2 separate regions of the Homo sapiens genome follow, and region 1 is linked to region 2. A link is an interaction called in ENCODE POLR2A ChIA-PET data of the cell type or tissue named here. Cell type or tissue: CD4-positive, alpha-beta T cell. All regions are shown on one strand. Links, peaks and the distances in the headings refer to the core of each region. The heading gives the core; the rest is flanking DNA.

Evidence for each region. ChIA-PET counts read pairs that join two places held together with the same protein. Peaks named below come from ENCODE experiments on the same cell type or tissue, not always from the same donor. Only the 100,000 strongest peaks of a DNase experiment are listed, where the experiment ranks them.
Region 1: POLR2A ChIA-PET joins it to region 2 with 10 read pairs; 12 of 35 experiments call an interaction of 5 or more read pairs at or near these places.

Annotation. Positions count from the first base shown.
Region 1 is chr12:55,822,206-55,834,254 of GRCh38, forward strand. It overlaps DNAJC14 (DnaJ heat shock protein family (Hsp40) member C14), which reads right to left and starts at 7,382. Exons shown (of 7, transcript NM_032364.6): 1 at 7,284-7,382; 2 at 5,047-6,509; 3 at 1,197-1,303; 4 at 865-984; 5 at 367-527; 6 at 168-270. The coding sequence starts at 6,453. It also overlaps the pseudogene TMEM198B. RefSeq lists a silencer at 7,320-7,429 and enhancers at 7,958-8,695, 8,650-8,849. In CD4-positive, alpha-beta T cell, for the core only: no CTCF peak of the experiment used is centred there; DNase peaks (open chromatin) are centred at 6,886, 7,386 and 8,616; H3K4me3 peaks cover 2,789 bases; H3K27ac peaks cover 1,920 bases.
Region 2 is chr12:56,099,308-56,111,356 of GRCh38, forward strand. ERBB3 (erb-b2 receptor tyrosine kinase 3) reads left to right here. Exons shown (of 28, transcript NM_001982.4): 24 at 341-438; 25 at 531-722; 26 at 867-938; 27 at 1,754-2,054; 28 at 2,222-4,198. The coding sequence ends at 2,748. It overlaps PA2G4 (proliferation-associated 2G4), which reads left to right and starts at 5,252. Exons shown (of 13, transcript NM_006191.3): 1 at 5,252-5,518; 2 at 7,281-7,409; 3 at 7,683-7,788; 4 at 7,880-7,949; 5 at 8,214-8,306; 6 at 9,923-9,986; 7 at 10,550-10,628; 8 at 11,092-11,170; 9 at 11,252-11,385; 10 at 11,657-11,751; 11 at 11,875-12,002. The coding sequence starts at 5,431. It overlaps LOC105369782 (a long non-coding RNA gene), which reads right to left and starts at 5,112. Exons shown (of 2, transcript XR_944995.4): 1 at 4,981-5,112; 2 at 4,507-4,611. RefSeq lists enhancers at 4,947-5,296, 5,307-5,526. In CD4-positive, alpha-beta T cell, for the core only: no CTCF peak of the experiment used is centred there; DNase peaks (open chromatin) are centred at 3,884, 4,254, 5,084 and 5,964; H3K4me3 peaks cover 3,072 bases; H3K27ac peaks cover 3,853 bases.

The DNA.
Region 1 (12,049 bases), core at 2,718-10,717, 280 kb before region 2:
AATAAGGCAAGAGATGTTAGAGTCATATGGTTACCTAAGTTAGATATACTTATCAGTTCCCAAACTTCCTAGAAAACAAGGCCCCTGGGTGTCCTAAAAAGCAGGTCATCTGAAACCGTATTCAAAACTGAAATAGTGGATAGATTATTGACAGAAATACCACCTACCTCTGCCGCCCTCTGGTGCCTGGAATCCGAGAACCAAATGAGATGTGATAGGGGACTCTGTGGGTATCTGGGGAGATACCTACACGCTGGCATCCAGCCCACTCTATAAACATGAGAAATAATTAGCCAAAACGTCGCAGTTTAGAGCACATAAAAGATCAGGAAGTATGAGCCTGTATTTCTAGAGGACAGAGAGTACCTGTGATGTCATACACCTTTCCATCCATCAGTGCAAAGTAGGTGATCTTGAGGCCCAACATGCTTGACTCTGCCCAAAAGTCTCCTTCCTCAGCAGGATGCAGCCTATTACACTCAGCACAGTATCTGGCACTCTTAGGTTCCCGGTCCATTTCAAACCTCCTGCAACCAACAAAAGGATAGTTCCTTAATAATTTGTCAAGCCTACCTAGGGCACTGCTAGTAGTCTTACCATTATTCACAAATAGGGCTGAAACATCTAAAATTACCCCACTTAGTATTTCATATCCCTTCAACGTTCTATCCTAAAGCTAATGTTTCTTAGTGCTAATTAAAATCGTCAGTCTATTGACAATATGACAAAGGTAGAAACTTAAGGGTCTTTTTACTAATTATGAGATACAGATGTAACTCATAATTACCAGTACTCACTAGAAAGATCCTTGGTTACATAATCCCTGAGCTGTGATTGTCCCATCCCTCTCCTTCTATTTCATACCTATGCTTTCCTTGGCATCGGCTACACATCATAGTATTCATTGCCTCCTTGAGGTCATCTTGCAGCTTGGACAGAAACTCATTTACTGACCGGCTCAGCTCATTCTCTGCCATTCGTTTCCTAATAGAAGAAATGCTTTGTAAGTCAGAAGGTATTGAGGGAGGGACAAAGGAAGACATATCAGTTGGCCTCTTGAGGCCCCTGTCTAGCGAGAAAGACAAGTGACTTCAGTTCTCTCCATCTCAACAAGCCTCCACCCCCAAGTCCAGATGCCTCTGCTATTGAGGATTTTTCATTTACCATTATCTGATGATTTCCCATCTCCAACTTACATCTCATACTCCTTTCGCTTTTCAGCATTGCTGACAATGTCCCAAGCTGCTCGCAAAACCTTGAAGGCCTCCTCAGCCCGGGGATGATGATTTTTGTCAGGATGAACCTACCAAGACAGAGAGATTTCATTACAAATCCATTCCAACCCTCTCCTCACCTTGAATTTATTCTCATATCAAAGGGTTCTCTTTCATCACCCTTTTGAAGAGTCAGTGTAGCTTAATGATTAACTGCTCTGACTCTGCAGATCTGGTTCAATTCATGGCTCTGTTATAATTAGCTACATTACCTTGAATATCTTTTTTTTTTTTTTTTTTTTTGAGATGAAGTCTCGCTCTGTCACCCAGGCTAGAGTGCAGTGGCACGATCTCAGCTCACTGTAACCTCCACCTCCCAGGTTCTAGCAATTCTCCTGCCTCAGCCTCTCTAGTAGGTGGGATTACAGGCATGCACCACCACACTCAGCTAATTTTGTATTTTTAGTGGAGACGGGGTTTCATCTAGTTGGCCAGTCTGGTCTCGAACTCCTGACCTCAAGAGATCTGCCTACCTCAGCCTCCCAAAGTGCTGGGATTACAGGCGTGTGCCATCATGAATATCTATCATGGATTGTTGGGATTATCTATCATGTCAGCCTGAATATCTATCATGGATTGTTGGGAGGATTAAATAAGAATATATATGAAGTATGTAGCAAAGAATCAGGTACTACGGTGGATTCATCATTCCAGTTTGCCTGAGACTGTCCCAGTTTTAGCACTAAAAAGTCCCATGCCTCTAGAAACTCCTCAATCCCAGATGAACAGGGACAGTTGGTCTCTGGCACACACATGTATCAGTCATAAAATAAGAGTTCCAAAGATGTTACATCTTGAAACTCTTTTTTAACTAGAAAATTCTCATATCCAAAACTTCCTACAGTGATATGCCTTTCAGTCCCAGAAATGAAATAGCATATCATGGTCTCAGAGACTTTATGTACTTTTCAGCCTTCTCTCCAAGACAAGTAATATCCTCTCTTCCTACAGCTTCCTGATTGTACCCATCCCCATTCCCCAAAAATGCAGAGATAAAGCTAGTCTCCTGACTGATGCCAAATAACTAAAATGCTGTCAAATTTCCCACATTCCCAAGCTAATTGAACAGCCTTTTAGTCATGTTCACACTAGGGCTTAGTAAGGCAGTGAGAGGTTCAATAAAAGCCCAGAGACACTCTGGTCCAGGACAGAGAGAGATCTTTGGGGTATAGGGATAGATGTTTTGAGGTTAGGGGAACTTAACTACATCTCTACTTCAAGAGAAATTGAAAAATGAGAATTTTTGTTAAGAATAATATTCTCCAAAACAGGATGTCTACTAAAAGAAAGTGAGAAAAGAGCTCTACTACTAGTAGAATTAGTAACAATGAGAGTAAACAATTGTTACCCACTCTAAGAATACAGCAGAAGCCAAGCGCAGTGGCTCACGCCTGTAATCCCAGCACTCTGGGAGGCCGAGGCAGGCAAATTGCTTGAGTCCAGGAGTTCGAGATCAGGCTAGCCAACATAACAAAACCCCATTTCTACTAAAAATACAAAAAATTAGCCAGGTGTGGTGATGCACGCCTGTAGTTCCAGCTACTCAGGAAGCTGAGGTGGAAGCCACCTAAGCCTGGGGGATCAAGGCTGCAGTGAGCTGAGATCCTGCCACTGTACTCCAGCCTGGGGAACTGGAGTGAGACCCTGTCTCAAAAAAAAAAAAAAAAAAAAAAGAATATACCAAGCTACCTACTAAGGGGCATACATTTCCCACCAAATTAATTCAGTCCTTTGGTAAGTTACAGGTGTGGTGGTTTACTGTACCTTTAATCATTAATGGAAACTTTAGTTGCCCATTCCTCTTTGGTGTCATGCAGCCATTGAGGTAATTTGCACACTGTGATGTTTTACCAGTCCAGCTCCATACACTCCAGTGTAAGTAGGCCTCCAATTTACACACCTTACTTATATTCATAATAGTTTTATTTGTACAGAAATAGCAGTAACAATCTGTTATCTAATATCAACCTAATATCTACTTCTAATGCAATTTGATTGCATGCTTGTATTAAACCATTTCCCTCAAGCATAAGGTGCATGACAACTCCCATCTGCACACCCTCTTTTTTTTTTTTTTTTTTTGAGACGGTGTCTTGTTCTGTCGCCCAGGCTGGAGTACAGTGGCGCGATCTCGGCTCACTGCAAGCTCTGCCTCCCAGGTTTACACCATTCTCCTGCCTCAGCCTCCCGAGTAGCTGGGACTACAGGCGCCCGCCACCACACCCGGCTAATTTTTTTGTATTTTTAGTAGAGACAGGGTTTCACCATGTTAGCCAGGATGGTCTCGATCTCCTGACCTTGTGATCTGCCCACCTCACCCTCCCAAAGTGCTGGGATTACAGGCGTAAGCCACCGCGCCTGGCCCTGCACACCCTCTTATCAATAAAAGCAACCATATTTTCATGTATGACATACATATGCATACACCTCCATTTTCTTGCCCTCTCCTATTCTGAGTTGCTGATCTTGAAACAGCCTGTTTTCTCCTACCTGGTGCTAAAATCCTTACATGCACTCCCTGACCCTCCCATACTAGGTCCATATTTGCTTCTCTGGGAGAAATAGTTGGGTTACCCCATGTTTAAAAAAAAAAGAAAACCCTCATTTGTTCAGGTAAGAGCAACTGAGGTGCTCTCTGAATAGGTCTTTTTCCCACTCCAGTTAGAGGGACTTCACCTAGATTTTCCAGGTGAGTGAGTTCTACACTGCCCAATATACCAGGTTCAAAGAATATATCTCGTGACAAACAAAATGGAGGGAAGATCAGATCCCATAGTGGAGGGGAAAATATCTTTTTTTTTTTTTTTTTTTTTTTTGAGATGGTGTGGCTTGGTTGCCCAGACTGTAGGTTCATGATCGCAGCTTGTTGCAGCCTCGACCTCCTGGGCTCAACTGATCCTCCCACCTCAGCCTCCCGAGTAGCTGGGACTACAGGCATGTGCCACCAAGCCTGGCCTCCCAAAGTGCTGGGATCACAGGTGTGAGCCACTGCACCTGGCCCAAAAAGTCTTTATGACTCTTTCCTAAGACTATGTTAACCAGCTGGGCACAGTGGCTCCTGCCTGTAATCCCAGCACTTTGGGAGACTGAGGCGAGCGGATCATGAGGTCAGGAGATCGAGACCATCCTGGCTAACACGGTGAAACCCCGTTTCTACTAAAAATACAAAAATTAGCCAGGCACAGTGGCAGGCGCCTGTAGTCCCAGCTACTCGGGAGGCTGAGGCAGGAGAATGGCGTGAACCCGGGAGGCGGAGTTTGCGTGAGCCAAGATCACGCCACTGCACTCCAGCCTGGGCGATAGAGCGTGACTCCGTCTCAAGAAAAAAAAAAAAAGAAGAACGTTAACCTTCACCTACCCGTTAACTTTCTACTCTGCCTTCCCTTTATTCCACTCTCCCTAAAACTGGAATAGAAAATATAGGAACAGGCTGGGACCAGTGGCTCACACCTGTAATCACAGCACTTTGGGAGGCTGAGGTGGGTGAATCATGAAGTCAGGAGTTCGAGACCAGCATGACCAACATGGTGAAACCCCATCTCTACTAAAAATACAAAAAAAATTAGCCGGGCATGGTGGCGCGCACCTGTAATCCCAGCTACTCAGGAGGCTGAGGCAGGAGAATCGCTTGAACCCAGGAGGCGGAGGTTGTAGTGAGCTGAGATTGTGCCACTGCACTCCAGCCTGGGTGACAGAGCGAGACTACATCTCAAAAAAAAAAAAAAAAAATATGGGAACAAAAGAGAGAAACAGGAAACAGAAGGGTACTCACCATCACTGCCAGCTGTCTATAGGCCTTCTTCAGTTCAACATCTGATGCTGTGGCCTCAACCCCCAGTACATGGAAAGGGTTTAGCTCATCCTCAGGAACCCCAGCCATGGTCAAGAGTCGAGCCACTTCCTCTTCAGGCTGGCAGTAGCGCCCACTAGCTACAGGTGCATTCCCCTGCCTATTAATATTCTGCTTGACCCAAGGCAACTCCAGCCAGCCCCACTGAACTATTCTTACCAGCCGCTGCCATGGCCTGCTATCTCTCAGCAGAGTCAAGCAACGCTGCAAGGCTGGAGAATCCAGCCAAGAGAAGAGCCAGGTAGCCTTATCCCTCCAGCCTAACCGGTCACCTAGTCCCACCAGAAACCGCCATCCCAACTGTAGAAAGCCCAAAAAGAGGGCCAGAGCCAGGAGCAGCAAAGCACCCAGCAGCTTAAGAAAACGAGTAAACAGTCCTACTCCACAGTAAAACCCCTGGCTTAGAAACTGAAACATGACCTGGGCCCAGCCCCCTAACCGCCCTGTCCACACTCCCATCCAAACTCGAAAAAGGTCCAAATCACTGCTTTTCAGTTGCCTGCAGGCATAGATGAGATGGCCACAAGTTTCTACGTACTCTCCCACCAATACCAGCAGTTCAATCAGCCACCAAAAGCCTGCCTGTCCAAGTTGACATAGTTCCTCGGCTCCCCACAATCCCAGGCCTTTGCGCTTATCTGCCTGACTTCGTTTCCGACCCAGCCGATGTCGACCAGGGGACCTGGGATCCCTACGTCCACCCTCCCGAGTATCCTCCTTCGTTGGAAAGCGGTGCCGCTGTCTCCGGGATGGGGGTTTCTTTCCGCTGGACACACGTGAAAAATCACTGGGGAACTTGAGAGATTCTTCATCATCATATTCCTCTTCCAACTCATCTTCCCCCAAAGCTGGAGAGGTACAGTGGTGGCAAAAGTTGCTAGAAGAACCATTTCCTCCCTCAGAGTAAGGCCCTTCTGGAATTCCAGGTGTTCCCTGGCAGTTGCAAGCAGATGGAATGGAAAGAAAAGAGTTCCCATCCTTCTGGTTCCCAGTCTCGTTTTCTTTTGAGAGTTCCTGGTCCACTCCTGATTCTTCTTCTGAAGACGTCTCACTCTGATCAGGGTCCTCTGCATCTCTAGGTGGTCCTGGACCCCCTGGGGGGCCATGGCTTGGGTCCAACCAATGGGCTGGGTTTGGGTGCTGTGTGTGCTTAGGACCAGAGTGCTCTGTGAGGCAGCGGGTACCATTAGGAGCAGTCCCTGCTGAGTCCCTGAGTCCTGAGAATGAAGGTATTTCAGGGTCCACGGAGGGTCCTAAAGTCCTGAGGGAGGCACCACCACTGTGGTGGGCTCCATACAACCCTCTTTCTCCGGGGTGCTTCTGGGCCATGACCCCGGGGCTTCCTGAGGGTCTTAGGTCACAGCCATCATGGTGTGTTCTGATGCCTGTAACAGATATCAAGGTGGAGACAGTCAAGGATGAGACCAAGAGAGGAATTAAACAATCTCAAATAGTGGACACATTTAATTCATCCACCTCCCTTGTTTTCCCAAGTTCTTTTGGGGCATTCGCTATTCCTAGCAATAAGCCAAAACTAGACTCACCACAACCCTGCTTGCTCCCTCCCCTCTCCTCCAAATCACTTAAGTTTTTCTTCTTTCCCCAGAAAACTATAACCTTCAATCAGGGAAACAGGGAGGTACCGTAAAGGGTGTGGTCGGGGGAGGGTGGGTCACTCTTAGGAAAATGGGAAAGACCGCCGGAAAGGGGGCCACAGACTTCCAGTAATGGGTGGGGGCCATGCGGCCCTGGAGGAAAATCTGGGGGCGGAGCTTAGGGCTGCCCCTAAGAAAGACTAACAGGGAACCCACCGGCTGTGTAGAAGGGACGAAGGTGGCCGGGCACCGTGGCTCACGCCTGTAATCCCAGCACTTTGGGAGGCCGAGGCCGGCGGATCACGAGGTCAGGAGTTCGAGACCAGCCTGGCCAACATGGTGAAACTCCGTCTCTACTAAAAATACAGAAATTCGCCAGGCGTGGTGGCGCGCACCTGTAGTCCCAGCTACTCGGGAGGCTGAGGCAGAAGAATCGCTTGAACCCGGGAGGTGGAGGTTGCAGTGAACCGAGATCGTGCCACTGTACTCCAGTCTGGGTGACAGAGCGAGACTCCATCTCAAAAAAACAAAAAAAAACGAAAAAAAAAAAAAAGACGGACGTACCGAAGAACGGCGGTAACTCCTCCCCCTCGAGCCGCCCGGCCTGGGGCCAGGGTGAGCTACGAGAGCCGCTCTCCCGGCTCCGCCTCCCGCTCACGCTCTGCTTCCGCCTTCCGTCCCCGCGGCCGCCGGCGACCTGGGCCTACTTCCACTTCCGGGGTCACCAGGGAAGAGACGGGAAGGAAAAGAAATAGCGGTTGGCTGAGAGGCAAGCCAATCCAGCTAGGGCTGCGTCGACTCCAAGGAGGCGGTCCTAAGGAAGTACTGGCCCCGCCATTTAAAGGCCCCTCCCTCCGCGTGTGGGAATGGGATTCCCGCAGGTTGCACCGCAGGAAGCAAGGCAGGTGGACTCTGCACCAATGCCTGCAGACTAAGGGCAGACTCTCAGGATTGCTCTGGGTGTATTCCTAGGCTTTGTATTCCTGGGAGATGGAGGGCAGCCACCGAGCCACATATAGTCTTTTTCCCTTGCAGACAAAACCAGGGAGCTCAGAAGAGTCACTGCCCTGATCCCTTCCGTGCCGGCAGCTGCGAGGACACAGGCCCCTTTGTATCCTGCGGTGCGGAGGTGGAGCAGAGGAGAGGGTGCCCCGGCTGGCCCCCTCCCTCGCCCCGCAGCACTGCCCCTCCTTTCACAGCAACCCACGGCCTCCCCCGCGCTTGACCCAGCTGGCGAGCTGCCCCTTATACCTGGATCCGCCCCTCGGGTCGCAGCTCCCCAGGCCCGATCACCGAGCGGTGCCTAGGAACTGGGAGCGTAACTTGGCTCGGCTCAGAACTTTGCCCGTGAGCCAAAGAACACTGAACTCATCTACCTGCTGCTTGACATCTCATCTGCATACCAAGCTATTTGGTGGACGTCCACAAGCGCCCCCGCCCCCACGTAGACCCAGTTGGGTCCCCGTTCCGTCGGTCCCCTCCTCTGCACACGCCTCTAGCCTTATACCCCGTCTTGATCCGAAAGTTTTTCCACCCATGAACCCCCAGTTGGCGCTCCCCGACCAGCAAAAGCCCCTTCCCTGGTCCACGATCCCGACCACCCGGTTCTCCAGGAGACAATACTCCAATTCTCTGGAAAGTGGAAGAAACCAAGCTGAAGCTAGGGGGGCGCTGGGACCCCTATTGGGGCTTTGAGAGCTTCCGGTTGTCATCTCCTAAGTATTCGGAGACCCTTCTCCAAAACTCTTGGGGTGACCCTCAAGACTCTTACCTGCTATATAGTTGGGGGTCTCTGGTCCTGGACTAGAGCAGTAGGCAACCTGGGTCCCCCCACACACACGGGAAAGAATTGGAGGGGCCTGCCTTGTGATGTCACCCCTCCTCCCCCCACCGCGCGCACGCGCGCGCGCACACACACAAACACAAACACACACCCCAACACACACGCCCTGTCCCCTTTCTCCACCCTGCAAGCTAGTTGCATTTAGCTCACAGAGCCTGGGCTGCGACTTGAAAGAGTTTAGGCAGCAACAGAGTGACCCTGGGGGTGCTCTTGACCGACAGCCGCACCCCCGGCGTCTAGGACCTCCGAGCAGGGATGCATCTGGAGGTCTAGGGAAGCACTTCCACCCCCTCCTCTCCTCAATCCTGGCAGGATGGTGAGTAGTTAACATCCCCTCCCCAACCCCCGCTTGTCCAGGGTCCCCAGACTTCCAAGCAGATTGAGGAGAGGAGCTCCGAGAGTCAACCCTCCAGCCTGTAAGGACCTTGATATCCAAAGGACAGCTGAAGAAAGTAATGTGCCTGCATTTTTGCCACTTCATTCCCACAGTGCCCGAAATGCCAGCTCCTCCTTGGTGTTCTCCTTTCAGGATTTGAATTCAAATCCCATTGGCAGCCCTGATACCGCTGGGGGAAGGGTGAGGTAGGAAAAGTCCCACCAATATCCTAAGGGGAGGTGCGAGTGGCTACCAGGATGTGAGATGTCTGTGGGCAAAGTCCCTGCTTATTCCATGAGGGGCTGTGGGATTAGGACTGTGGCTGGATGCCTCTTCCTCCAACAACTCCATCTCAGCATGAAGCTGAGGCTTTAAAACCCTGACAAACTGTGGGTGACTGTCTCTACTTAATTCCTCCTCCCAAACTCTTGGTGTCTGGTTTTTTCCCTCTTTCTGCCCTGGGCCTGGAGCAGCTGTCCAGAGACCCCCACCATGACTCATACTCTCCTGTTCTCCCTCCCTCTCCCCTCTCTATTAACCTCACCCTTCCCAATCCAGTGGGGTAGTATTAAGTCCCAGTCGCAGATGGGGCAATAATGTCCCAGCACCCCTCCCTCCACACACCCAGGGCTTCCTGTTCTTTCCACCCTCACCCTGAAGAGCTGCAGGGTGGTGGGGGGAGGCAAAGGCTCATTACTTTATAAGATTTTCATTACTTTATAAGATTTCATTTTACATTTTACTTAAGTGTACTTGTTTCAGAGAGTGGTAAAGACAGATCCTGCTCCTCTCAATCCAATCCTGTAGATTTCTTCAGTTACCTCAACAGGGTCATACTGGCTCCTGAAATGGGCACCATTATTTAAAAGAAATAGAGGTACAGAGTCCTCAAGATTTATGGGCACCTGAGTTTCTGCCCCGTGCCCCGCTGCAGGTTTCCCAATCCCCTAAAGACATTCATGGATGGGTGAGAGGAGCTGACACCTCCCGCTCTGTGACCACTTTCTCTTTGGCCATGGAGGAAGTCTTGCTGCCCCTGGCTGTGACATCTGACCCCAGGCCCTTTAATCAACAACTCCCAGAGCCTCCAGACCCAAGATGTGTTTTGGAACCCCAGGACAATCCTGAACTGGCACTTGCCCTGGTGTGTGCCCTTTGCTGCTGCTTTGGAATCATCTACTGCTGCTTCAGTGAGGGCAGGGCCAAGGACCTGGGGGGCCATTGCCCAAGACTGTCATCCTCAAGGATGATGCCAGCTTTCCTCCTTGCTCCTGGGCCATCTCACCTCCTCTGCCAGGGGTTCCTACCTCTAGTGTGGCCCATGTTGCTCTGGCTGTATTCCTAGGCCCATGTTGCTCTTGCCAGCTTCTTGTCCATCCTCCATGCCCATGCCTTCCAGCTTTCACCTCTGGCATCTATCATTTGCTCTTCTCTTAACTCCTACCTGAAAACCCCATTCCTAAATTATTCACTATATTTCAGACTTCTTCACTCTTCTCCAAAAACCTGAATCAGCTTGTGCTGATTTTTTCCTATCTGCTATCCCTAAAAGGACTAGACCTTCTTTCTATCCTTACTCCCCTCAATGTATCCATCTTACCTCTTGATTTTCCCTCCCATTCCCTCACAGTTCCTGAAACAGTGCCCCCCCCCGACCCTAAGCGACCCCTTTCTGCCCCTGGCCTTGAGGTCCCTTGACGTGCTGCTCCTGTCTTCTGCTCCTCTAGTGAGCCATTCCTCTCCCTTGGAATTCATCAGAGTCATCCCTGTAGAGCCCCCTTCCTGCCTCTCAATTCCTCCTGCCTCACTTCCCAGGCTACTGCTGCTTCAAGACAGTGACGTTTCTCTCCGGTCAGCTGTCAGGAGCGCTGGTGAGCTTCCTACTGTGCCACAAGGTGCGGGTGCTGGAGACACAGCTGAGCCTGGAAATGAGAGTGGGCATCGCCGTGGTCATCATGACTCCTCTGCGGCGTGGTCACCATGTTGGTTCACTGTGTTGGGCTCTTATTGACGGGTCTCCTGCTAGGCCTGACCTTGGGTGCCGGAGCCCTGCTGGCTTCTGAGCCTATCTACCAACCACCTTCAGCCTGGGTGCCAGCTGGGGGGCTGGTGGGGCTGGCGCTGCTGGGAGCCCTGCTCACACTTCGGTGGCCACGTCCATTCACAGTTCTGGGCACAACCCTGCTGGGTTCTGCAGTGCTTGTGGCCTGTGTTGACTACTTCCTGGAGGGGCTGGCACTGGGGAGTTGGCTGGGCCAACGCCTGCAGACACTTCCAGCCTTGCCTTCTCTCTGCTGATATAGCTGGGTCTTACTGGGGATCTGGCCAGCCTTGGGGGCCCTTGGAGCCCTGGCCCAGTGGAAGCTCGTGCCTGAGGAACATGGAGGCCACGCTAATGGTGAGTTAGTGCTGTGGTACAGAAGCAGCCAACCTGTGCCTACTCATGTCCCCAGTTCCTAGACTTAAGGAGGGAAGGGGAGAAATACACTTGAGGAAGGAGAGTGGGGGAGGATGTCCAAGGTGAATGGGGCAGGGCACTGAAAAAAAAAGTTGAAGGAGTCAGGGGAAGCAGGAAAGAGTTACAGAAGGAAAGGAGGATCTCAGGGAAGTCTAGGAGGAAAAATAGAATTTCGAAGAATTTCTTTTAGAATGAATTGTCGGGGGGGTGCTGGGCACGGTGGCTCACGCCTATAATCCCAGCACTTTGGGAGGCCAAGGCGGGCGGATCACGAGATCAGGAGATCGAGACCATTCTGACTAACACGGTGAAACCCTATCTCTACTAAAAATACAAAAAAAAAAAAAAACTAGCTGGGCCTGTTGGCAGGCGCCTGTAGTCCCAGCTACTGGGGAGGCTGAGGCAGGAGAATGGCTTGAACCCGGGAGGTGGAGCTTGCAGTGAGCCAAGATCGCGCCACTGCACTCCAGTCTGGGCGACAGAGCGAGACTCCATCTCAAAAAAAAAAAAAGAGGAATAAATGGGGGGGGAAGATGAGGCTTGAGAGAAACAACAGGAAGGTCAAATGGGTTTCTTTAGAATGTGAGTGTGTATAGGGTAGGATTCAGGGCCTAAAGAGGCCTTCTTGAGTCTGTATTGCCCCCTCCGAAGCA
Region 2 (12,049 bases), core at 1,610-9,609:
CTTTTTTTTTTATGGAGTCTCGCTCTGTTGCCCATACTGGAGTGCAGTAGCGTGACCTTGGCTCACCGTGACCTCCACGTTCCAGGTTTAAGTTCTTCTGTCTCAGCCTCCCAGATAGCTGGGACTTTAGGCGTGCACCACCACGCCCAGCTAATTTTTTTTTGTCTTTTTAGTAGAGATGGGGTTTCACTATGTTGGCCAGGCTGGTCTCAAAGTCCCGACCTCAGGTGATCCACCCGCCTTGGCCTCCCAAAGTGCTGGGATTATAGGTGTGAGCCACCGCGCCCGGCCATGGAATGTATTCTCTTTTATGTCTCTACCTCCTACATCTTATCTCCAGGTTGGATGATTGATGAGAACATTCGCCCAACCTTTAAAGAACTAGCCAATGAGTTCACCAGGATGGCCCGAGACCCACCACGGTATCTGGTCATAAAGGTGAGTAGGGAGTAGGAGGTGCTAAGGAAATTTAGAAAAAGGAGGAGTTGGCTGGAACCAGGATTCCCCCTAACAATCACCTATCGATATAGAGAGAGAGTGGGCCTGGAATAGCCCCTGGGCCAGAGCCCCATGGTCTGACAAACAAGAAGCTAGAGGAAGTAGAGCTGGAGCCAGAACTAGACCTAGACCTAGACTTGGAAGCAGAGGAGGACAACCTGGCAACCACCACACTGGGCTCCGCCCTCAGCCTACCAGTTGGAACACTTAATCGGCCACGTGGGGTAAGACAACTTCTAATTACCCAACACTTTGCACCCTGAGCCCTCACAAACCCTACAGATACCCAGATTAACTACTCAAAGGCCCCCATGGTGAATGTAGATTTCTCCCTTCATCTTAACCTTTTCCTTATTTTTTCATCCTAGAGCCAGAGCCTTTTAAGTCCATCATCTGGATACATGCCCATGAACCAGGGTAATCTTGGGGAGTCTTGCCAGGTAAGTTCTGTTGCTGAGAGGCTGGGTTTTAGGATCAGATTGATACGAGTAGTATGGAAGACATTAGAAACCTCTGAGGTTTAATCAGTGTCCTGCAAAAAAGAAGGCAGTGAGGGCCGGGCGAGTTGGCTCACACCTGTAATCCCAGCACTTTGGGAGGCCAGAGAGAGTGGATCACCTGAGGTTAGGAGTTTGAGACCAGCCTGGCCAACATGGTGAAACCCCGTCTCTACCCAAAATACAAAAATTAGCTGGGTGTGGTGGTGCACACCTGTAATCACAGCTACTCAGGAGGCTGAGACAGGAGAATCGCTTGAACCCGGGAGGCAGAGGTTGCAGTGAGCTGAGATTGTACCACTGCACTCCAGCCTGGGTGACAGAGCAAGACCCTGTCTCTTAAAAAAAAAAAAAAAAGGCCAGGTGCGGTGGCTCACGCCTGTAATCCTAGCACTTTGGGAGGCCGAGGTGGGCGGATCATGAGGTCAGGAGTTCGAGACCAGCCTGACCAACATGGCAAAACCCTGTCTGTACTAAAAATACAAAAACTAGCTGCACATGATGGCAGGTGCCTGTAATCCCAGCTACTCGGGAGGCTGAGGCAGGAGAATCACTTGAACAGGGAAGCAGAGGCTGCAGTGAGCCAAGATAATGCCACTGCACTCCAGCCTGGGCGACAAGAACAAGACTCCACCTCAAAAAAAAAAAAAAAAAAAAAAAAAGGCAGTGAACAACCCAATATCCTTCTAAACAAATCTCTCTTCTTTCCTCATCATGTAAATTTCCTTGCATTATTTTCTGTTTATTTTCTTCCTTAGGAGTCTGCAGTTTCTGGGAGCAGTGAACGGTGCCCCCGTCCAGTCTCTCTACACCCAATGCCACGGGGATGCCTGGCATCAGAGTCATCAGAGGGGCATGTAACAGGCTCTGAGGCTGAGCTCCAGGAGAAAGTGTCAATGTGTAGGAGCCGGAGCAGGAGCCGGAGCCCACGGCCACGCGGAGATAGCGCCTACCATTCCCAGCGCCACAGTCTGCTGACTCCTGTTACCCCACTCTCCCCACCCGGGTTAGAGGAAGAGGATGTCAACGGTTATGTCATGCCAGATACACACCTCAAAGGTGCCTGACTCTTCCTAGGGCTTTCCTCAATTTTTCCTCGAATTCTTTCCCCGGGCTCCTCTTTTTTCTTCTCTGATCATATGCCTCTCTGTCCTATTAATTTTTTCAAACTTTCCCCTACCCTCATGAAGTTCTTCACATACCTAGCCTTTCTTCTCAACCCCCAGGTACTCCCTCCTCCCGGGAAGGCACCCTTTCTTCAGTGGGTCTCAGTTCTGTCCTGGGTACTGAAGAAGAAGATGAAGATGAGGAGTATGAATACATGAACCGGAGGAGAAGGCACAGTCCACCTCATCCCCCTAGGCCAAGTTCCCTTGAGGAGCTGGGTTATGAGTACATGGATGTGGGGTCAGACCTCAGTGCCTCTCTGGGCAGCACACAGAGTTGCCCACTCCACCCTGTACCCATCATGCCCACTGCAGGCACAACTCCAGATGAAGACTATGAATATATGAATCGGCAACGAGATGGAGGTGGTCCTGGGGGTGATTATGCAGCCATGGGGGCCTGCCCAGCATCTGAGCAAGGGTATGAAGAGATGAGAGCTTTTCAGGGGCCTGGACATCAGGCCCCCCATGTCCATTATGCCCGCCTAAAAACTCTACGTAGCTTAGAGGCTACAGACTCTGCCTTTGATAACCCTGATTACTGGCATAGCAGGCTTTTCCCCAAGGCTAATGCCCAGAGAACGTAACTCCTGCTCCCTGTGGCACTCAGGGAGCATTTAATGGCAGCTAGTGCCTTTAGAGGGTACCGTCTTCTCCCTATTCCCTCTCTCTCCCAGGTCCCAGCCCCTTTTCCCCAGTCCCAGACAATTCCATTCAATCTTTGGAGGCTTTTAAACATTTTGACACAAAATTCTTATGGTATGTAGCCAGCTGTGCACTTTCTTCTCTTTCCCAACCCCAGGAAAGGTTTTCCTTATTTTGTGTGCTTTCCCAGTCCCATTCCTCAGCTTCTTCACAGGCACTCCTGGAGATATGAAGGATTACTCTCCATATCCCTTCCTCTCAGGCTCTTGACTACTTGGAACTAGGCTCTTATGTGTGCCTTTGTTTCCCATCAGACTGTCAAGAAGAGGAAAGGGAGGAAACCTAGCAGAGGAAAGTGTAATTTTGGTTTATGACTCTTAACCCCCTAGAAAGACAGAAGCTTAAAATCTGTGAAGAAAGAGGTTAGGAGTAGATATTGATTACTATCATAATTCAGCACTTAACTATGAGCCAGGCATCATACTAAACTTCACCTACATTATCTCACTTAGTCCTTTATCATCCTTAAAACAATTCTGTGACATACATATTATCTCATTTTACACAAAGGGAAGTCGGGCATGGTGGCTCATGCCTGTAATCTCAGCACTTTGGGAGGCTGAGGCAGAAGGATTACCTGAGGCAAGGAGTTTGAGACCAGCTTAGCCAACATAGTAAGACCCCCATCTCTTTAAAAAAAAAAAAAAAAAAAAAAAAAAAACTTTAGAACTGGGTGCAGTGGCTCATGCCTGTAATCCCAGCCAGCACTTTGGGAGGCTGAGATGGGAAGATCACTTGAGCCCAGAATTAGAGATAAGCCTATGGAAACATAGCAAGACACTGTCTCTACAGGGGAAAAAAAAAAAAGAAACTGAGCCTTAAAGAGATGAAATAAATTAAGCAGTAGATCCAGGATGCAAAATCCTCCCAATTCCTGTGCATGTGCTCTTATTGTAAGGTGCCAAGAAAAACTGATTTAAGTTACAGCCCTTGTTTAAGGGGCACTGTTTCTTGTTTTTGCACTGAATCAAGTCTAACCCCAACAGCCACATCCTCCTATACCTAGACATCTCATCTCAGGAAGTGGTGGTGGGGGTAGTCAGAAGGAAAAATAACTGGACATCTTTGTGTAAACCATAATCCACATGTGCCGTAAATGATCTTCACTCCTTATCCGAGGGCAAATTCACAAGGATCCCCAAGATCCACTTTTAGAAGCCATTCTCATCCAGCAGTGAGAAGCTTCCAGGTAGGACAGAAAAAAGATCCAGCTTCAGCTGCACACCTCTGTCCCCTTGGATGGGGAACTAAGGGAAAACGTCTGTTGTATCACTGAAGTTTTTTGTTTTGTTTTTATACGTGTCTGAATAAAAATGCCAAAGTTTTTTTTCAGCTTCCTGTCTGTCAAATGAAGACATTTCGTATGTTAGATAAGAGATCTGCTCCTCAGCAGTGGATACTCACCTTTCTGTGTTCTGACAGTGCTACTCTGTCCCATGCAGCTTTCTCTAGTCCTACTATTACTTCTATTTCTTTAGAACAACCATAGCGCATAGTCCTTTTCATTAAGGGTTTTAGTAGGAATCTACAAGGCAACCAATTGGGAATAACAAAAAGAACCTACGTGCTTTAGGACTTATAAAAAGCCCTATAAGCCCTCCTTCAGAGGCCAAACACTGAAACCTCCAGATGCTTCTGAATTCATTATCTTAGAAAAGTCATCAAATCTTTTTATTTTTTCACGGTAAGAACTCTCAACAAACATGTCTTTCTGAACACTTCCCTTAGGTGCTCCATCCAGGTGCCTGTTATTGGAACAATAAAGTCATGTTACTTCATTAGGAGTCCGGCCTCTAGATTGCGAGGCCTTTAAATGGATGATCCCTCCGGTGTCTGGCTGCCCAGTTAGCCCCCGTTACCAGCACCCTTGGTCTTCTTCCACCTGTCTGCCCCTCCCTGTTCTCCCAGCTTCGGAGGACGACTGGACCGGCTGGGCGGGTTTCGCCAGCCGACCCAGGGATCCGAAGAAGGGCGCACCCAGCCTCCCCGACCTAGGTGTAGACACTGCCCACCCGCTGCGGCTCCACTCTACTCCACCCCTGCCCGCTCGACTTTAAACCTATTTCCCCGCCGTAGCTCCGCCCCTCTCCCCTCAGCCCGCCCCTCTCTGTTACTGGCTCTCGCTCAGCGTTCTCGGTGGAAGTGGTTTTTCCGGGAGAGACCACGCTTCCCCTCAAGCTCCCCAACGGCTCCGCCTTCCCGCCGGAGCCTGACCCTTCCCAGAGTGCCCGGCGATTCCGGCGTGCGAGGCCCTTGGAGGGCAAGGCCCCAGGGCCTGGCTTAGGAGCGCGAGAGGCAGGCTGGGAATTGTAGTTCGAAGGCCCTCGAGAGCGGCTAGAGTCTGGCGGCCGAGAGGACTAGTTGTCCCAGCGTGCCCTGCGCCTCAGCCCGCGCGCTCGCAGCTTCTCGCTCTCGCCTGCCTGCCCGCTCCCTTGCTTGCTCGCGCTTTCGCTCGCCCTCTCCTCGAGGATCGAGGGGACTCTGACCACAGCCTGTGGCTGGGAAGGGAGACAGAGGCGGCGGCGGCTCAGGGGAAACGAGGCTGCAGTGGTGGTAGTAGGAAGATGTCGGGCGAGGACGAGCAACAGGAGCAAACTATCGCTGAGGACCTGGTCGTGACCAAGTATAAGATGGGGGGCGACATCGCCAACAGTGAGTGCGGCCTCGGGGGTCGGGGAATCAAGGCTGATAGGGAAAGGTAACAGGCTGGCCCGGAAGGGGCTGGAGCGGAGGGGTCATGCGGACTGAGCTACTGAGGGGCCCGCACCGGTCCGCTGGGCACGGCGTGGTGGGAAGACCCGGTGTCGCGCCTGGGACCTGAGCGGGCAGGCCCAGGCTGAAGTCTATGGAGGTGCGGGTCGGCGACCAGGATGAGCGCAGAGAGGGGACCCTGGCAGGCTCCGACCCGAGGCCGTTTGTTAGGAGGCAAGACGTGTTTTCTCTTGTTCCTATCCTTCATTCCCGATTATTGCTTCCTCTGATTCTGGCAGCGGCGAGGCCACCTCGAAAAGGAAGCGCCCAGCTATTGGCGACAGAAGTGCCCCTCTGTTTTTGTAGCGTCTCCGGGGCGTCAGGAGCCAAGCCGGCACGTGTTGCTGGGTCCCATTGCGGATGGCTGGCCCCCTTCTTACTCCGCTAGTGTCCCTGACACCAGCTTCCCCACCACCAGCTTCCCCACCACGTGCTTTGCTGGAGCCTTTCCTTCTTTACTTCAGCTCTTACCCTGGTGGGGGCCCCCTTCTACCTTGGGCCAGCTAAGGAGACCGTTGGAGAGCACTCCTGGAGCTTCTAATGCAAGTCTTGGAGATATATATGGCTTTTCTTGAAGTTACTCATTACTACCACCTTTCCAATCTGTGCAGATAGTCTTAGTTAGCATTCACATTTGTTGTTCTCAGTGACTTGACAACTCAAATGTTTTGGGGTCTCCGTCTTATCCCAACTAGGCAAGCTTGTGAACATTACTGGAAAAGGGAGGACTGATTTTAGGATTTTCACAAGTCATCCTTACTCCAGGTGTGCTCTGACGATCTCAGCAGTTGCCTGTCACTCTAGGCAGATGCCACTTTCTCTTTTCTCTCTTTCCAGTTAGCCTTTCCATTTTATTCCAGTTAGGGAGATACAAACTGCTTGTCATTGTGCTTTTAAATGGTTTTAACAGCAAAGATGGTGGGGAACAGGTATTTAGGATGCCTCCCGTCCTGTGGGTGAAAATCTGAGTTTTACCAGCTTTCAAAGAATCACCAAAACTGAGATACCAAAAGTCAAACCTGTGCTTTATATCACAGTGGACATTTAGTATCGTACCCTGGTTTTTGGTGCCTTTTAGTATTTGAGATACTAGTGGTTTGAATCAGAAAATCTCTTACAGTTTATAACTTTGGCCTCATATTTCTTTTAGATAAGCCATGATCCCCCGAAATGAAACCCAGGGACCTTAGATTAAGTTTCCTTGGCTTATGCACTTGTTTATGAGGAAATAAGTCTATATAGATTGAGATTCCTAACACCTAATTAGAGTGTCTGAGAAAGGAATGCGGTAACATTTAACAGTGCATCGGCTTCGAGTCAGCAATTCTGTCTACCTTCTTGTCCCTGATGCCTATAAATTTCATCTAGTCTTTGCGTGTATGTGGGGATACCATGGCAAGAACCCTCTGAAGTTCATAACTCTGTCCTGTCACACCAAAGGTAGCATCTTTGGAAAGTCTGAGGCCTTGCCTAGGGAGATGGATTGTATATACCCAGTTGTCACATAATGTAAGGAAGAGAAGGGAATGTTGACCTTTCAGCCTCAGGGCAATGGCACCAGGGAGTATTATGGAAACTCTTAAATTCAACTTCCAGGTATTCCTTGGGTGGTAACTAGACAATGAATACATACAAGGCTGACATGATGGGATTCTGTCCTCAGGGGTACTTCGGTCCTTGGTGGAAGCATCTAGCTCAGGTGTGTCGGTACTGAGCCTGTGTGAGAAAGGTGATGCCATGATTATGGAAGAAACAGGGAAAATCTTCAAGAAAGAAAAGGAAATGAAGAAAGGTAAAAAAAAAAAATCCCTCACTAATTTTCCGTTTGACCCTTATTTGGTCCTATATGTTTTTATTTTTTTCACTGTAATGACGCAGTCCCCACCCCAGCTCTGGCTGAGGTATTTGGAAATTTGGAATGGCAAGTGGGATACAAGCAGTTTCCTACCTAATCCAAACTGATGAAACTTAAGCAAGACCCTGAAAAAATCCTTCTACATTTCTGAAGGGCACTAGGGCTCCCGGGAGACAGCAAGGCAGTAGGCTGATGATTCTTTCTTTACAGGTATTGCTTTTCCCACCAGCATTTCGGTAAATAACTGTGTATGTCACTTCTCCCCTTTGAAGAGCGACCAGGATTATATTCTCAAGGAAGGTGACTTGGTAAAAATGTAAGGTTAAACCGTTTTAAAGCATTTTTCTTTTTTTAAAGCATTTACAAAATGCCAGTTCCTAATGCAGTACTCTGATCTTGCCTTTCAGTGACCTTGGGGTCCATGTGGATGGCTTCATCGCTAATGTAGCTCACACTTTTGTGGTTGATGTAGCTCAGGTAGGTGGCCTGCTTTTGATCTCTGTTTAGCCTTGGGGTAGAGGGAATGCACTGCCATTTGCTTCTTATCCCCACCCCCAATCACCACGTAAGTTGAGAGAGTCTCTAGAGAAGCAAAAGGAGAAAGGTTTTTGTTGTTGTTGTTGTTTTTACCCTCCTGTTCATTGGCTGGTCTTCGCATATGGGCTCACAGATATTAACCAGATAGCCAGCTGAGTTAACAGACTTTCCAGGAAGATACTGATTGCATGTCCTTATCTACAGGGGACCCAAGTAACAGGGAGGAAAGCAGATGTTATTAAGGCAGCTCACCTTTGTGCTGAAGCTGCCCTACGCCTGGTCAAACCTGGAAATCAGGTAAGCTATTTTATCCAATTCCAAAGCTCGTTTGAACCAAAGATGCATTAGGCACCTATAGCTACTCTATATGAAACTACCAACCTCCCCTACAGACCCCTTATAAAACAGCTTTTTAAAATTAGCTATATTTAGCTGGGCACAGTGACTCACATCTGTAATCCCATCACTTTGGGGGGCCAAGGTAGGAGGATAGCTTGAGGCTGGGAGTTCAAGACCAGCCTGGGAAACATGGTGAAACCCCATTTCTACAAAAAATACAAAAATTAGCTGGGCGTGGTAACATGTGCCTGTATTCCCAGCTTCCAGGGAGGCTGAGGTGGGAGAATCACCTGAGCCTGGGAGATTGAGGCTGTGCTGAGCTATGATCATGCCACTGCACTCCAGCCTGGGCAACAATGAAACCCTGTCTCACAAAAGAAAAAGGAAAAATAAGCATTTGCTGTCCCCACAAAACAGATTAGAATGCCAGGTAAAAAAGGATAAACACTGGACTTAATATTATAGGCATGTGGTGGCACATGCCTGTAATCCCAGCACTTTGGGAGGCCAAGGTGGGAGGATTGCTTGAACCCAGGCATTTGAGACCAGCTTGGGAAACATAGCGAGACCCGTCTACAAAAAGAAAAAAGAAAACCCAGGTTTATGACCAAGTTCTTTCACTTAACACTCATTTAACCTGGGGCAAATCATTTAACCTGAGACTCAGTTTCCTTGTCTTCTAGATTGGGATATACATCTGCCCTGTTCACATGCAAAATTTATTGAGTTAGACCATCTTTGTGAAAGCACTGGGTAAAATGATATGCAGTTACAGCTGGTCCTCAGCTTGATGCTACATTCAGTAGAAGCTATACTTTGAGTACCCATACAACCATTCTGTTTTTCATTTTCCATATAGTATTTAGTAAATTACATGAGATATTCAACACTAATATAAAATAGGCATGTGTTAGATAATTCTGCCCAACTGTAGGATAATGTTTTTTAAGTGCTCTGAGCACATTTAACATAGGCTAGGCTGTGATGTTAGGTAGGTTAGGGGTATTAAATGCATTTTTGACTTAGTGATATTTTCAACTTATGAGTTTTTTGGAGATGTAACCCCATTGCAAGTTGGGGAGCATCTGTATAAAGTATTTTTAGATTGTAGGGATAATCAAGCTATGAAATGAAAAACCAGTGAATGACAATCATTGGGGCTTGATGGAGGATATTAGAACGCTCAGTTCTGCCAGGTGCAATGGCTCATGCCTGTAATCCCAGCACTTTGGGAGGCTGAGGTGGGCAGATCACGAGGTCAGGAGATCGAGACCATCCTGGCCAACATGGTGAAACCCCGTCTCTTCTAAAAATACAAAAATTAGCTGGGCGTGGTGTTGCGTGCCTGTAATCCCAGCTACTCAGGAGGCTGAGGCAGGAGAATAGCTTGAACCCGGGAGGCAGAGATTGCAGTGAGCCAAGATCACGCCACTGCACTCCAGCCTGGTGACAAAGCCAGACTCCATCTCAAAAAAAAAAAAAAAAACGCTCAGTTCTTTTATGCTTCTTATTCTCATTGTAGAGAACTTATTAGCTCCTGATATCTCACCTTTCATTTGATGTTGTACTTCTAGAACACACAAGTGACAGAAGCCTGGAACAAAGTTGCCCACTCATTTAACTGCACGCCAATAGAAGGTGAGAACAGATAACAGGGTTGAGGGTCTAAGAATGAGTGGCTTTGCCAGGTGCGGTGGCTCACGCCTGTAATCCCAGAACTTTGGGAGGCTGAGGTGGGCGGATCACCTGAGGTCAGGAGTTTGAGACTAGCCTGGCCAACATGGTGAAACCCCGTCTCTACTAAAAATATAAAAATTAGCTGGGCGTGGTGGTGGGTGCCTGTAATCCCAGCTACTTGGGAGGCTAAGGCGAGATAATCGCTTGAACCCGGGAGGAGGAGGTTGCAGTGAGCCAAGATTGCGCCACTGCACTCCAGTCTGGGCAATAAGAGCGAAACTCCATCTCCTCCATCTCAAAAAAAAAAAAAAAAAGAATGAGTGGCTTTGCAGAATTGAGGCTTTTGCTCCCTTGAAGATCTATCCTGGCTATAACCCAGTCTAAGCCAGAAATCTCAGAGCCCTGTGTTTCCATAACCAGGTAGTTGTCTCACTGCCTACCACTTCAAACTACTGAAGTGGGTGGATTTGGAAACCTTTTGGGATACTGGATAGCTTGTTCCATAGGTTGTGTACTATCTACAGGTATGCTGTCACACCAGTTGAAGCAGCATGTCATCGATGGAGAAAAAACCATTATCCAGAATCCCACAGACCAGCAGAAGTAGGTGCCAACCCTACTTATTACCTTCTACCACACAAGACTAGTCATCAGGTTTTTTTCTATACTCCCAACTGAATCTTGTCCGCCCTCTACTCCATGTTTTCAGGAGTGACCTGTTGCTCTTAATATTCCCTTTCTCTAGGCCGGGCGCGGTGGCTCACGCCTGTAATCCCAGCACTTTGGGAGGCTGAGGCGGGTGGATCACCTGAGGTCACGAGTTCAGAACCAGCCTAACCAACATGGCGAAACCCTGTCTCTACTAAAAACTACAAAAATGAGCCAGGCCTGGTGGTTTGTGCCTATAGTCCCAGCTACTTGGGAGGCTGAGGCAGGAGAGTTGCTTGGACCCGGGAGGTGGAGGTTGCAGTGAGCTGAGATTGTGCCACTGCACTCCAGCCTGGGTGACAGAATGAGACTCTGTGTCAAAAAAAAAAAAAAATTCCTTTCTCTCTATTCCTTTTAGGAAGGACCATGAAAAAGCTGAATTTGAGGTACATGAAGTATATGCTGTGGATGTTCTCGTCAGCTCAGGAGAGGGCAAGGTGAGGAGAGTACCAGAGTTGGCAAAGAGGGGTGACTGAGAGTGTTCACCAGACCAAATGTTACTTAAATTACTCTTTCAGGCCAAGGATGCAGGACAGAGAACCACTATTTACAAACGAGACCCCTCTAAACAGTATGGACTGAAAATGAAAACTTCACGTGCCTTCTTCAGTGAGGTGGAAAGGCGTTTTGATGCCATGCCGTTTACTTTAAGGTACTAAGCAATGATAGTACTTGGAACCAGTCTGACTCACAGACCATACACCCAGGAACACTTTTTCCTCTCCCTTCCTGCCTAGACTTGTAGCGTGCATGTGCTCACTCCCTCCCTCTCTCTCCCCATCTCCTTCTCATTGAAGGTAATGTAAAAGAGCAATCCTAAGCATGATTTCTGCCTGAGGGTAGGAGCTATTTTAAAATATGAGCAAAATGGTAAGACTTGATGGGGAGTTAAAGATACCTCTGAATATCATCTTCCCTGCCAGAGCATTTGAAGATGAGAAGAAGGCTCGGATGGGTGTGGTGGAGTGCGCCAAACATGAACTGCTGCAACCATTTAATGTTCTCTATGAGAAGGAGGGTGAGTTCCAAAAAGAGCTTCACTTTGGATTCCCTGATTATAAGATATCCTTCCTGTAAGTTCAGAAGAGCTAAGTATGACAAAGGAACTTTTTATCAAAACACATCTTCATTTTTGCCATAGGTGAATTTGTTGCCCAGTTTAAATTTACAGTTCTGCTCATGCCCAATGGCCCCATGCGGATAACCAGTGGTCCCTTCGAGCCTGACCTCTACAAGTCTGAGATGGAGGTCCAGGATGCAGAGCTAAAGGTTAGTATGGAATAGAAGGTGGTGAGTATGTACATGGTATCCTGCTT